Linked DNA regions of Mus musculus: region 1 is linked to region 2. A link is a loop called in an ENCODE intact Hi-C map of the cell type or tissue named here. Cell type or tissue: heart. All regions are shown on one strand. Each heading gives the region's core, and the rest is flanking DNA. Links, peaks and the distances in the headings are about the cores only.

The links. Peaks named below come from ENCODE experiments on the same cell type or tissue, not always from the same donor. Only the 100,000 strongest peaks of a DNase experiment are listed, where the experiment ranks them.
Region 1: a loop joins it to region 2, with 7 times the contacts of the local background. A loop is called at or near these places in 20 of 42 quality-filtered maps.

What each region holds. Positions count from the first base shown.
Region 1 is chr6:42,322,880-42,328,502 of GRCm38, reverse strand. It overlaps Fam131b (family with sequence similarity 131, member B), which reads left to right and starts at 3,863. Exons shown (of 7, transcript NM_029528.5): 1 at 3,863-4,061. The coding sequence starts at 4,034. In heart, for the core only: a CTCF peak has its summit at 3,084 (motif pointing right); DNase peaks (open chromatin) are centred at 3,082, 3,512 and 4,352; H3K4me3 peaks cover 2,188 bases; H3K27ac peaks cover 778 bases; H3K27me3 peaks cover 1,909 bases.
Region 2 is chr6:42,225,343-42,230,965 of GRCm38, reverse strand. No RefSeq gene overlaps it. Among named protein-coding and RNA genes, the nearest start is that of Tas2r144, 13 kb to the right of the region's middle. In heart, for the core only: a CTCF peak has its summit at 3,539 (motif pointing left); no DNase peak of the experiment used is centred there; H3K27me3 peaks cover 12 bases.

The sequences.
Region 1 (5,623 bases), core at 285-5,284, 98 kb before region 2:
GGACTTTGAATGTCTCTTTCTCTCGGATTTTCTTAGCTCTTTAATTTAACCTGATGCCCAATTGAAACAAAAGACACAGATCGTTAAGCTTCAGGGCTCTGGACTCTCTGTTTGTTGAGAAACACCCAAGGTTGGGCAGTGAGGCAGGAAGGGTATGTGTACAGGGGGAACTAGTAATCCTCTGAGTTTCAGTGCTCTTTCAGCGTACTCTCAGTGAAAGGAGGCTTCAAGTATTTTTAAATGCCTGGATCCCCAATATAATAATATAATTGCCTTATTTATTTACTTATTTTTAAATAGGGTTTCGTTTTTAAATTTTTAAAATTTGTTTTATGCTCACTGGTGTTCTACCTCCATGGTAGTCTGTGTGAAAGTGTCAGATCTCCTGGAACTGAAATTACAGACAGTAAATTGTGATGTGGATGCTGGGAATTGAACTCAAGACCTTTGGAAGAGCAGCCAGTGCTCTTAAGCATTGAGCCATTTTCCCAGCCCTAGATAGGATTTCTTATAGCTCAGATAACCTTGAACTTGCCATATAGCCAAGGCTAACCTTGAATTCCTAGTCCTCTTGTCTTCACCTTCCAGTGAAATGGGATTACAGGCCTTTGCTGCCATATACAGCATCAAATATTGCGAAAGAGTGGCCATAAAGAACTCAAGAACTAGAGGATTCAAGAATTGTGTGTGGAATCATGGACACACAGCAGTTATGAACAACTAGAAAAGACTTTCAGCATCCCATCAATGATAGCAAAGGTACTACAAGGCCCTTCCTGAAGAGCTGTTGGCTGAAAATTGCTACTAGACTGGGGGGAAGGGAACATTTTCTTCAGTGGTATAACCACTGGGGATCTAGGGAGATAAAGGAGTTCACAGGGAAAGTAGTAATAGAGTAAAATGGTAGTTAAATGTAATCACAGTATATGTTCAAAAACCTCTCAAAATAAAATAATTACTATCATTGCCTTAACCAAAACAAAACCCAGGGCTTCGTGCATGCCTTGTTGCTTCTCAATAAAATCATTAAATAACAAATGTAAGAAGCAAATATAATTTTAAGTATACTTTTTAATGATTTCAAAAGAGTAGTAATGTAAAGAATATCATAGAAAAAGATCTCCAAAGACTGTTCTGTAATGCAAGCATCTGTGATTCTGACCGCTGATGAAGATACATTGGTGATGTAACACTATTGTGGTTTTCTGCTTATAGGGGTCGCTCAAGTAAAGGAAATGTTTCAGTTACCTGCTAGTGAATATTGATGTAGGTTTTTTTTTTTCCCCATACAAAGTTAATGGATTTTTTTTATTCTACCCATAGATCCTAGGACAAGAGTCTGCATAGTACACAGTACTGCCACTGACCTGTGGTTGTGTTCTTCTATCCAAGAGGTACCCCCAAGGGGCCACAGGCATGCAGTAGGAACAAGAGAAGTGATGAGATGGTTTCACCTTGGGATTCTGTCCCAAAGGGAACCAGTTAGGAAGTGCCACATGGGGGCACTCTGCCAGAGCCTTGTATTCTAAAACTTCAAATATGAGCCAATCAATATTAGGATTTTGCTGAGGGTCAAACTGTAAGTCTGTTTGAGGTAGAGTTGTGTAAAACATAAGTATTTCTCAAGAAATTCCATCAGTTACTTGGATAGAAAAAAAAACAACTGATGGAAGGCAGGAAGGATATGTATTGTTTTAAGCACAAACTAAAAACTAATCATTTTACTTTATAGCCCTGCTCTGACTTCCCATGGACTGCAGGCTGTAAGATAAGCTCTTTCCTGCCCAAGTTGCTTTCAGTCATGGTGTTTATCATAGCAGTAGATAGCAAACTAGAACTGCGGTTGTTGCTGGGAACTGAACCTAGGGCCTTGGATATTCTAGGCAAGTGCTCACCCAGGCCTTTTGTAAAATTTCCTTTTGCGATTAAGAGTCTCACAAAGTTAGCAGTGTTGTTCTTGAACTCTCTACGTAACCCAGCCATGACTGAACTCAATCTTTCTGCTCTGCCTCCCGAACAATTTATGTTAAGCAGATAACAAGTGTAAAAGCAGATGAAATTTTAAATATTTTACATATATATATATATATATATATATATATATATATATATATATATATGATCTATACTGTCAAATTGTCTTCCAGGAAGTTTGCTTTGGTTATGAAAACTGGAACTCATTAGCCTTGCCTCAAAAGATCCAGAGAATGGGACAGAATGCCCCATGTGCTGAGAAGTAACTGTCATTGCAGGGACCAGAAGGCAGCTGGGCAGATCAAATTCCCAGACCTTCTAAATTCACCTCCCAGATCTGCAGTTAGTGCCAGTTTCTGATAGAGTTTGCAAGTGGCCCTTCAAATCTGCGACTTGGATTTAATCCTTGAATTCATATGGTAATGCTATTTGGATACAAGGTCTTAGAGCAATAGTAAGGATTAGTGAAGGTCACAGAGGTTGGCACTAGAGGCTTTATGAAAGAGGCTGAAGCTAACATATTCATCCTGTCTCATCATATCATCTCCTCGAAGTGTTACAATGCATCAAAGCCCTTAGGACACTTGCAGCAGTTGCAAACACTAAGTTCTTGGCCTTTCCAGCCTCCAAACTTCCAATCTTTATAAACTTCCTGGTCTCAGGAATTTTGTTATAGTACCAAAATGAGCAAAAATATCTATCCTCTCCCATATCTTCATCTGGGATGTCATCAGACGTAATTCCTCAATCATAATCTAAATGTCACAAACTTACACGTGTAAGGCATGCCCTTTTTCTCTGCCTCAAACCCACAAGGCCTCCTGCCCCTCTTCCTCTCTAATCCCAGGAAAGAGACAAAAACCTATGGAAAACAAGCTGGCCCAGAATTAGTGTTTGCTTTTTGTTGTTACCATTGTTGTCAATGGTACCACCCAGACCCGCTTGCCCAAGGTTTGCAGTTACTGGTTCGACTAAGAGGAAATGGTCTCCTTGTCCTTCCTAGTGTGTCTTCTAGACTCTTCTTGCCAGTTGAAATAGTGCCTGCTGACTCTCCCAACTCAGATCTCCCTTTCCTTTCCCATGGGGCCCTTGGTGTAGTGCTGACCCTTCTCGGCAGGGGGCAGTATTCTCCCTTTTGCTGCTTCCGGACATCCACATAAAGCTCAGAAAAGTTAAATTCTGATTTAAAGCCATGTCTTGCGGCCGGTTTCCGATCCTGATATTTTCATTTCCCTACAGCTGCAATAGAATTATTCCCATTCTCCTCCCATCCGGACCCAAGCCTAGAGCTAGAATACTTGCACCATCCCCACACCCATCCCAAAACAGCTAGAGGACAGGGAAGCATCTCGCAGCATCCACTGGCAAAGACTTCACAATATGTTTGGGTGGGCAAAGCAACGCACGTGAAACGCCGGGCAACCAGAACAGCATCCAATCCCGATTCGTGCGTCCCAGATGCAGCATCAGGAAGAAAACAAATGTTTGCGGAATTTGGTACCCAAGGCCAAGCAGGGTGTTCTCTCATCTCCGCCCCACTTTCTCTCTCGGCCTTCTCACCCCGCAGCCCTCAAAGTCCATCAAGCATATCCTAAGGGTGGGCCCTGGCTTCCTGACCGGGCTCCTGAGACAAGCGGGTTATTATCCACATTCTCCATCAGCATCTCCCGGGAGAACTCAGCGGGGATGGCGAGGAGCTCAGGGGCGGGGGTTGCGAAGGACAGGCGGAGGGACGTGGTTGCAGCGCGGCGAGGGGCGCGGGGAGCGCGGTGCCCGGTCGGGGGCAGGGCGGGGAGGCTCTGCGCGCAGCCAATCCCCGAGCAGCCCCCTCCCCGGCCGCGGAGAGCTGAGCGGGGCGGGGGAGCCAGGCGGTGGCGGCGGCGGCAGCGGCGGCGACGGAGGCTGCCGTGGGGAGGGATGGAGAGGGGAGGGGGGAGCGGAGCCGAGCGGAGACAGCCGCGGCGCTGCAGAGCGGCTGGGGCGGCGGCGCGGTTCCCGGTGCTCCCCCCGGCGAGGGCCCCGAGTCGGTGAGGGCCGGGACCCGGCGGCCCCCGGAGCCATGGGCTGCATCGGCTCGCGGACTGTGGGTGGGTACCGCAGCCCGGCGCGGGTCAGGGGCAAGCTCGCCCCGGGGCGCTCCTCCGGCCCCCTCCCCCATCCCCATCCTTGCCCCTGGGGACCTCCCTCCGCGCCCGCCCGGCCCTGCCTCGCGCCTTTACTTTCCCTCCATCCGCTAAGGTCCCTCTATCCTTGTGCCCTCGCGCCTCCAGGGCTTCCATCCCTCTCAGCTCATAGCCTTCTCTCCATCGCCCTCCCGCAGGCGCGGTCCTTCCCTGGTAGCCTCTCCACAGCATCCTTCGCGGCTCAGTCGCTGTTCCCTACTCCCGATGGCCCCATCCCTCCACCTTCAGGCCATTCGCGTCTACTCTGCTGTAGCCAGAGCCTCCCCGAGCCCTTCTTTCGGGAGCAGCCCCTCTTCTCAGAACCTCCTCTCCAGCCTCATCCCTGACTTTCTTCCGCACGCCCCCTCCCATCTTCACCCTCTTCTCCATATGGCATGTGTGTTTTGCCCCCAACCATTTCCCTCTTGGTAGCCTTTTCCCGTCGCTCCTGCCTCCCCCCGATTTGCTTTGTTCACGTGCATTTTCCCTCTGGGGCGGGGGCGGGAAGAGCGTGTGCCACCGGGAGGGAATGGGTTCCACGCTTGGAGGGAATGGTCTTGGGCCGGGGTGCTCTGGAAGAGCCGTGGACTCAGGGAGGAGGTGGAGGTTTACCTCCCCGAGAGAGGTCGGGAGTCCGCTTCCCAGAGGGTGGGGTCCGCCTAGGAACCCTGGGACCCGCCTGCACCTGTCAGCGGGGGCAGGCGGAGCAGGGCCGGCTTTTTATTTACCTTTGGCAGGGGGAGGGAAGAAAGGCGCTTCCTTAATGGTCCTCTCCTTCCAGCCCCTGCCTTACTACCGCCCCCTACCCCCACCCTACGCATCCATTCCACTTTAGGGCTGAACACATTAGTACAGTCCTCTCCCAAACCCCCCAATTTTCCCCTTCCTAACTCCCAATTTCTCCCGCCTACACGCCCTAGTGACCTCAGGCTGAGAGAATAATTCGTATTATTATTACAAACAAACTACACTCTCCGGAAGCCTGATTTCTGAGACCCGGTTTATTTCCATGGAGACCCTCCTCTGCTTTTACCTCTTTCCCTGTTCTCCTCCCCTCCATCTCCCTGCCCCCTAAGGCTCTGACTCAGCTCCCCCTCTTCCTCAAAGGCCACCCCCTCCCTCCCCTCGCTCCCACTCTTCTCCGAGAGAGCTTGCTCTGCCTGCCCCATTACTGATAGGTCCAGATGTCTTTCTGACCTAGCCACAGGTCCTAGTCCTGTCTCTCATCGTTTCACAAGATCCCAAGAGAAGGCATAACAACTTTGGATGTGTGGCAGCCCAGCCCTACCTGTCAGTCCCTGGGACCGCCATCCCCTTTGTTTGTCGCCAGTTCTATTGCTGCATGCTGGATGCTTCTTCCTGCCCAAGACCTAGTCAGTGCACTTCTTTAAAAAAAGGGGGGGGGGGGGGACCTATGATCCTAAACCCAAAAAGCAAAAGTTCATGTAAGCAAGGGCGGATGGCTGCCACCCGATTATTCTTGAATC
Region 2 (5,623 bases), core at 422-5,421:
TGTGACCCTAACTTGTGCCCCAAATGGTTCTTTTCCAGAATTCCTTTGTGAATCTCCTGACTAGGTACAATTTTCTTTTGTGACTTTGTGTTATCTCTGCATTCTCTTATCACTGGCCTTATTATATCATAGCGGACTATGTAGCCCAGCTTGGCTTCAAATTAATGCTTTGATGATGTTGGGTGAATGGTGGGAATGACAGGGTGTATATCACGCCTGGCCATTCCTTTTGTTTTGTTGTTTAAGCAAAGAGCTTATTTTTCTTTTCATTTTTGAGCCTGTGCTTTTTATTATTATTATTATTATTATTATTGTAATAATAAAACTTAACACTTTGGAGCCAGGAACTTTTAAAAATTAGTTCTTTGAGAGTTTGTATGTTTTGATCATATTCATCTTTCCCCCAACTTTTCCCCAGATCCATTGCCCTTTCCTTATTTAGCCAACATTTTGTCCTTTAAAAGTAAAACTTCAAGCCCAATTCATGATGCCTAAATATTCTTGGCTGTGTGGTTGTTCTTCACTTGTGATCAACTTACCAGTGGCTACAATACTTTCTTAGAGAAAACTGTCTCTCCTTCCAGCAGCTAACAATAGCCAGTAGGCCAGGGACTTTTTATAATTTATAGTAACCCAACTGGTCCTTGACAACAGTTTCATAGAAGAGTTACAACGCAAAGCTCTCATTTTAAAGTTAAAAAAAAACAGATTTAGGAAAAGGTTAGAGAGACTTTCTCCTGCAAGGTGACAGAGCAAGTTGGTGGCAGAGCCAGGACTTGAACTCAAGTGGTCCTTTGCTCTTGAAGCCAGGCTTTTAAGTTCTGTAGTATTTTATGTCCTGGGTGCTGGTGTGTGTCTCATAGGTTCACATAGTGTGTCTCATTGTTGTGGTGAATATTAACCTTGGGCCTAACTATTACCTTCTTTAATGTATAGGGTCATGTTGCACCTGATGCGCTTTTTATAATCATAAATGGTTGTACTACAGATCTGGCTTTTCCTTTTATGTCCTTCACTCCACACTGTCTACATGGCTATCAACATGCTGAGTTAATCACTTCAGACTCCTACATGCCTTACCCTGGTTATCTACCACACCTTGTTGACCCATTCTCCCCATTGGGGATATGTGGACTCATGACGTCAATGACACCAGGAGACCTTATCTGTGTCCCTTTATAAACTGGTGGCAGAACTTCTCCTGGAACCCTCCCCGGGGTGGATCTCTGAGTCAAAGGGCATGTGAGTGCTTTATTTCACCAGGTGTGTGCATCGAGAATGACAACGCAGTCTGGCACTCCAGCCAGCAGCAGCAGCAGCAGTAGCAGAATCCTCCCTTTTGACATTCTCATCAGTGTTTGCTAAATTTTTATTGTTTTGAGACATGTTAAGTGTTGTGATAGTCTCCTTATCTCTAAGACCCCCCAGTGGATTGTTGCAACAAAAAAAAAATGGCACTGAACTTTATACATACTATGTTTTTTCTACTGTAAAGTTTAGTTTGTAAAAGTGGCATAGAAGAGGTTAGCAAATATTAGTGATAAAATAAAAGTTATGTGAATGTGGTCTCTCTCTCTCAAAAATCTTATGATATACCACTCACCTATCTTCTGGTGACAGGGTAACTGAAGCTGCAGAAATTAAGCTGTGGGTTCATAAAGGTAGCTAAGTCTTATTGCTGATTTAATATTCATATTTCTGGTTATTAGTGAGCATGGTTTCCTGACCCACAGGATTACCACCACCTGTAGATTGTGTGTGTGTGTGTGTGTGTGTGTGTGTGTGTGTGGGCGCACACACATGGACATGGACATTCCCTTGTAGAGTTCAGCTAGTTGTCTCTTGTTTAAAGATATAGCCAGTGACCCTTGCTGTCACTCATTGCATACTCAATGGAAATCCAATCAGTCTTTGTCTCATGCATGGCTAGAGCTTTTGAAATGTTCTTTAATAGGTCACCTCCAACTCTTTGGCTATAACTTTAACTTCATAATAATAACTTTATTATTATTAACTTTTGAGGCAGAGTTTCTATTAATCTTGGCTGGCTTCAAACTTGTTATGTAGTTGAAGATGATCTTCCTGCCTCCACTTTACAAATCCTGGGCTTACAGGTGTGCACCTCCATACCTGGTTTTATGCAGTGCCTGTGGCTAACTTCCAGGACCTTATTCATGTTAGGCAAGCACTCTACCAACTGAGTTATATCCTCGGTTTTGTTTTATAGGCTTAAAGTCTTTATTTTTTCTATCCATGTGAATTTGTGTTTGAATTAATTAAAAGCCTGGGACCTAACTTTGTCTATCTGTGAGCTATGACTCCTGTGCAGTCCCTTTAATAATCTCAGCTTTCTCACATCATTCACACTTGTCATAAATTTCTATGAGTAAATGAATCTGCTTTTTCCATAACTTCTTATGCTTATTTTGTAACTCAGCTTGCTTCAGTGTCTGATGCAGATATCGCTTCCCTTCTTCTTTTACTTCATTTTTAAAAAATTGAAACACATTTGTCAAATCTTATATTTTAATCAGTTCCACTCCCCCAACTCCTCCAAGGTCCTCCCCACCTCCCCTCCACCCAACTCCACTCTCCTTTCTGTTTAGAAAACAAACAAAACAAACAAGTTGTAACTAAAAAAACAAAACTAAAGAAAAATAAAACAGTACACATGCACACAAACAGGCAATCACATGTGAGCACACAGGAAGAAATAAGCCATAGGAACACAGAAGCAGAAACCATAATATACAAGCAAAAGGCCAGTAAGAACAAAAAAATATATATCTACAAAAAAACATTGAGTTTATTTTGTCATGGCCGTTTATTGATGAGTGTGAGGCCTGTCCTTATGTGTGGTTTGTAAACCCAGTGAAATTCCTTTGGAAAAAAAGTTAACTTTTCCTTTGTAAGTGTTGCCATTTGGAGATAGTCTCTTAGTTGTGAATGGGAGCTGATGTCCACTTACCCTCTCAGCACCAAGGGAGGATTGGTTGATGTGAATTTCTTGTTTCACTGTAGCACTGTTTGCTCTTGCTTCCTTCATCTGTGGAATGCCTGGCCTGTGTCTGATATAATATCTGGTTTACACCATTGCTCAATCTGTATCTATAAAACGATTTGAATGGATTTATGATCGCCGTTCACAGATTAGGTGGGCAATGTGATAATGGAGGACATCTTGCCTTCTTTCAGGAGAGAAGGACAGCAAAGGCCACGAAGTAGATCCCTCAGGGACAGGTGTGGCTTTGGATACATTTTTTTCCCACAGCTCACCGGGGACTAGTCATTCCGGAGCCAGAACAGCTTCTATACGAGGCCTTGAGAGATGGCCGTACAGAAGAGCCAGGATCTGGAGTTTCCGGGGAGAATTTCAAAGGAAAACACAAAAACTTTCATAGTAAAAAGTTTACAGAAAGGAAAATAAACTCCACCAGTTTAATTCGTGTATTTGAATTATGGTTTGCTCAGTGTTGAACTTGTAACAGAAAAGGTTTGTGCTAAAGAAATGACTCGATCGCCATCTAGTGGCCACGCATCCAATCGTCACCATGTTAGAAACTGCATGGAAAAAAAAAACGGTCAACAATCAATAAAGAAGTATGCAAACAATCAGTAAATCCTGTGTAAAAACGAGGAAACCAAGTCTAGGAGGAGCTGAGTATCTTGCTAACACCACAAATATTATTATGCTGGACTGAAGAAAACGTTATCTCTGGAGATGCCCTCTGTTCCTGTTTGGAAGGAAGCTAGCTCATCTCCAAAACCCACTGAACAGATCCTGCTGGTAGTTTGAATTTTGCCATGCTGAGAGTATTTACGCAACGAAATCACCAAACTACACACTGGTTAATCTCTAAAGTTAAACTTTGATCTATAAGAGAGTACTATACTAGTGGGCATCATTTCAATGTGGAATGTGGTTTGAGGAGAGGAGTCCAGAGGAGATGTGCATAGAAATGGACAGAAGAAAGAGTTGTCTATCAAGAGAGTTTATGGAAAGGGGCATGGAGAAGACACAAGGGAGGTGGTAGGAAAGAACGAATATCCATCACAGTTTAGATTTTATGGAGCTTAGTCATGTTTCCTGTAAATACTGGAATGGTGTCCCATGGCAGGGCATGATGGCACACACTTTTAATCCCAACACTCAGAACACTGAGTCAGGAGGACCCCTGTGAGACTGAAGCCAGCCTGGTCTTATAGCAAGTTCTAGTCCAGACCAGGCTACATAGTGAGAGCCTGTCTTGCCATACCCCCTGCCTCCACTCCAAGGGATAATCAAGGCTATATTAGAGACGATGTTTATATTTTTTCAGAGGAGTGTTTTGGTGCATTTCAGCTTATACTTCAAAGACTAATTTTGGGACCCAGTTCATTTTTATAGAAAGTAGAAATTTATGTGAAGTCCAAGAACCCATAAAAATCTTTAGCTTTAGAGACACAAGAGATACTGAAATATCTGAGGTATTTGAAGTATAGTATTCTCCCTCAAAAGAAAATGTACTTGTAATTTCCCTGAAAGGCCTTCACCGATCAGTTCTGGCAAAATGTTAATGGGAGCTGTAACAAAATGTCCAAGATTAACGATTTAAGGGAGGAGATAACTATTCTGGTGTGCAGTTTCAGAAGCTTCTGTCAGAGGTCACTCCATCCCATCACTGTGGGCCTATGGTGTGACAGTGTCATGGTTGAGAGAGACGTATGGAGAAGAACTCGTTTCATTGTGGTTAGAAGAAGGGTGAGTTAGAAAGGTGGAAGAGAGTGTGGAAAAGACCAGGGTCCCAAATACCCTTCAAAGACACAACTCCGTTCACTTACGGTTGTACTTCTTCCAAGCAGGACCCTTCTGGTCTGTTCAGCTATGAACTCAGCTGTGTATTTATCCATGGATTAAGCCCTCATAATACAATAATCCCTCAATTTCAGCACTGTGTAGGAATAAAATGGTTAACACCTAAGCCTTTGGGGGACACTTCAGATCCCAAGCAGCACTTATTAAATATAATACACAGTACATGAGTACAGTATGATACACAGGCAGGAGTGCAGCATCTCTTCTACTTTTCTGTATGATTGAACATATCCAAAATCAAAATTACAAAGGAGCCAATTCATCAAGCTCTTTAAGTGATTATGTTGGCTAGGGTGTATAAAGAAAAACAAAAAACCCATCAAGAGCGATCAAGAAAAGAGTGAGTTGAGATGCAGCAGAGGGCTTTCCCCCACCCTCCTGCCAGTGGACACATCTATGGCAATCAAAAGTCTCTGGAGGATTTTCAGAAGGTGATGTGAGTGTATGTAAGTTGTGTGTGTGTTTGTGTGTGTGTGTGTGAAAGTACATATGTAGTTCAAGAGCATATGGTTATATATGTTTCCCGATAATAAAGGAATGGCCTAAAAACAAACAATGTAGCAAAGGTTGTTATTGAAAGCTGTACTTCAGTGTCTTGGGTAGTACTAGGGTGACCTGTTCTCTTGGTTCACCTAGAACGGAAGGATTTGCTGATGAATTCTCCTTGATGTTGCTGCACTGTACTGTGGGCGAGGGCCCGAATTAAGGCTGGGTGAATGAAAAATGAGGTAGACTTCCAGTGGGAAAGTAAATGGTTCTCTTTGGTCA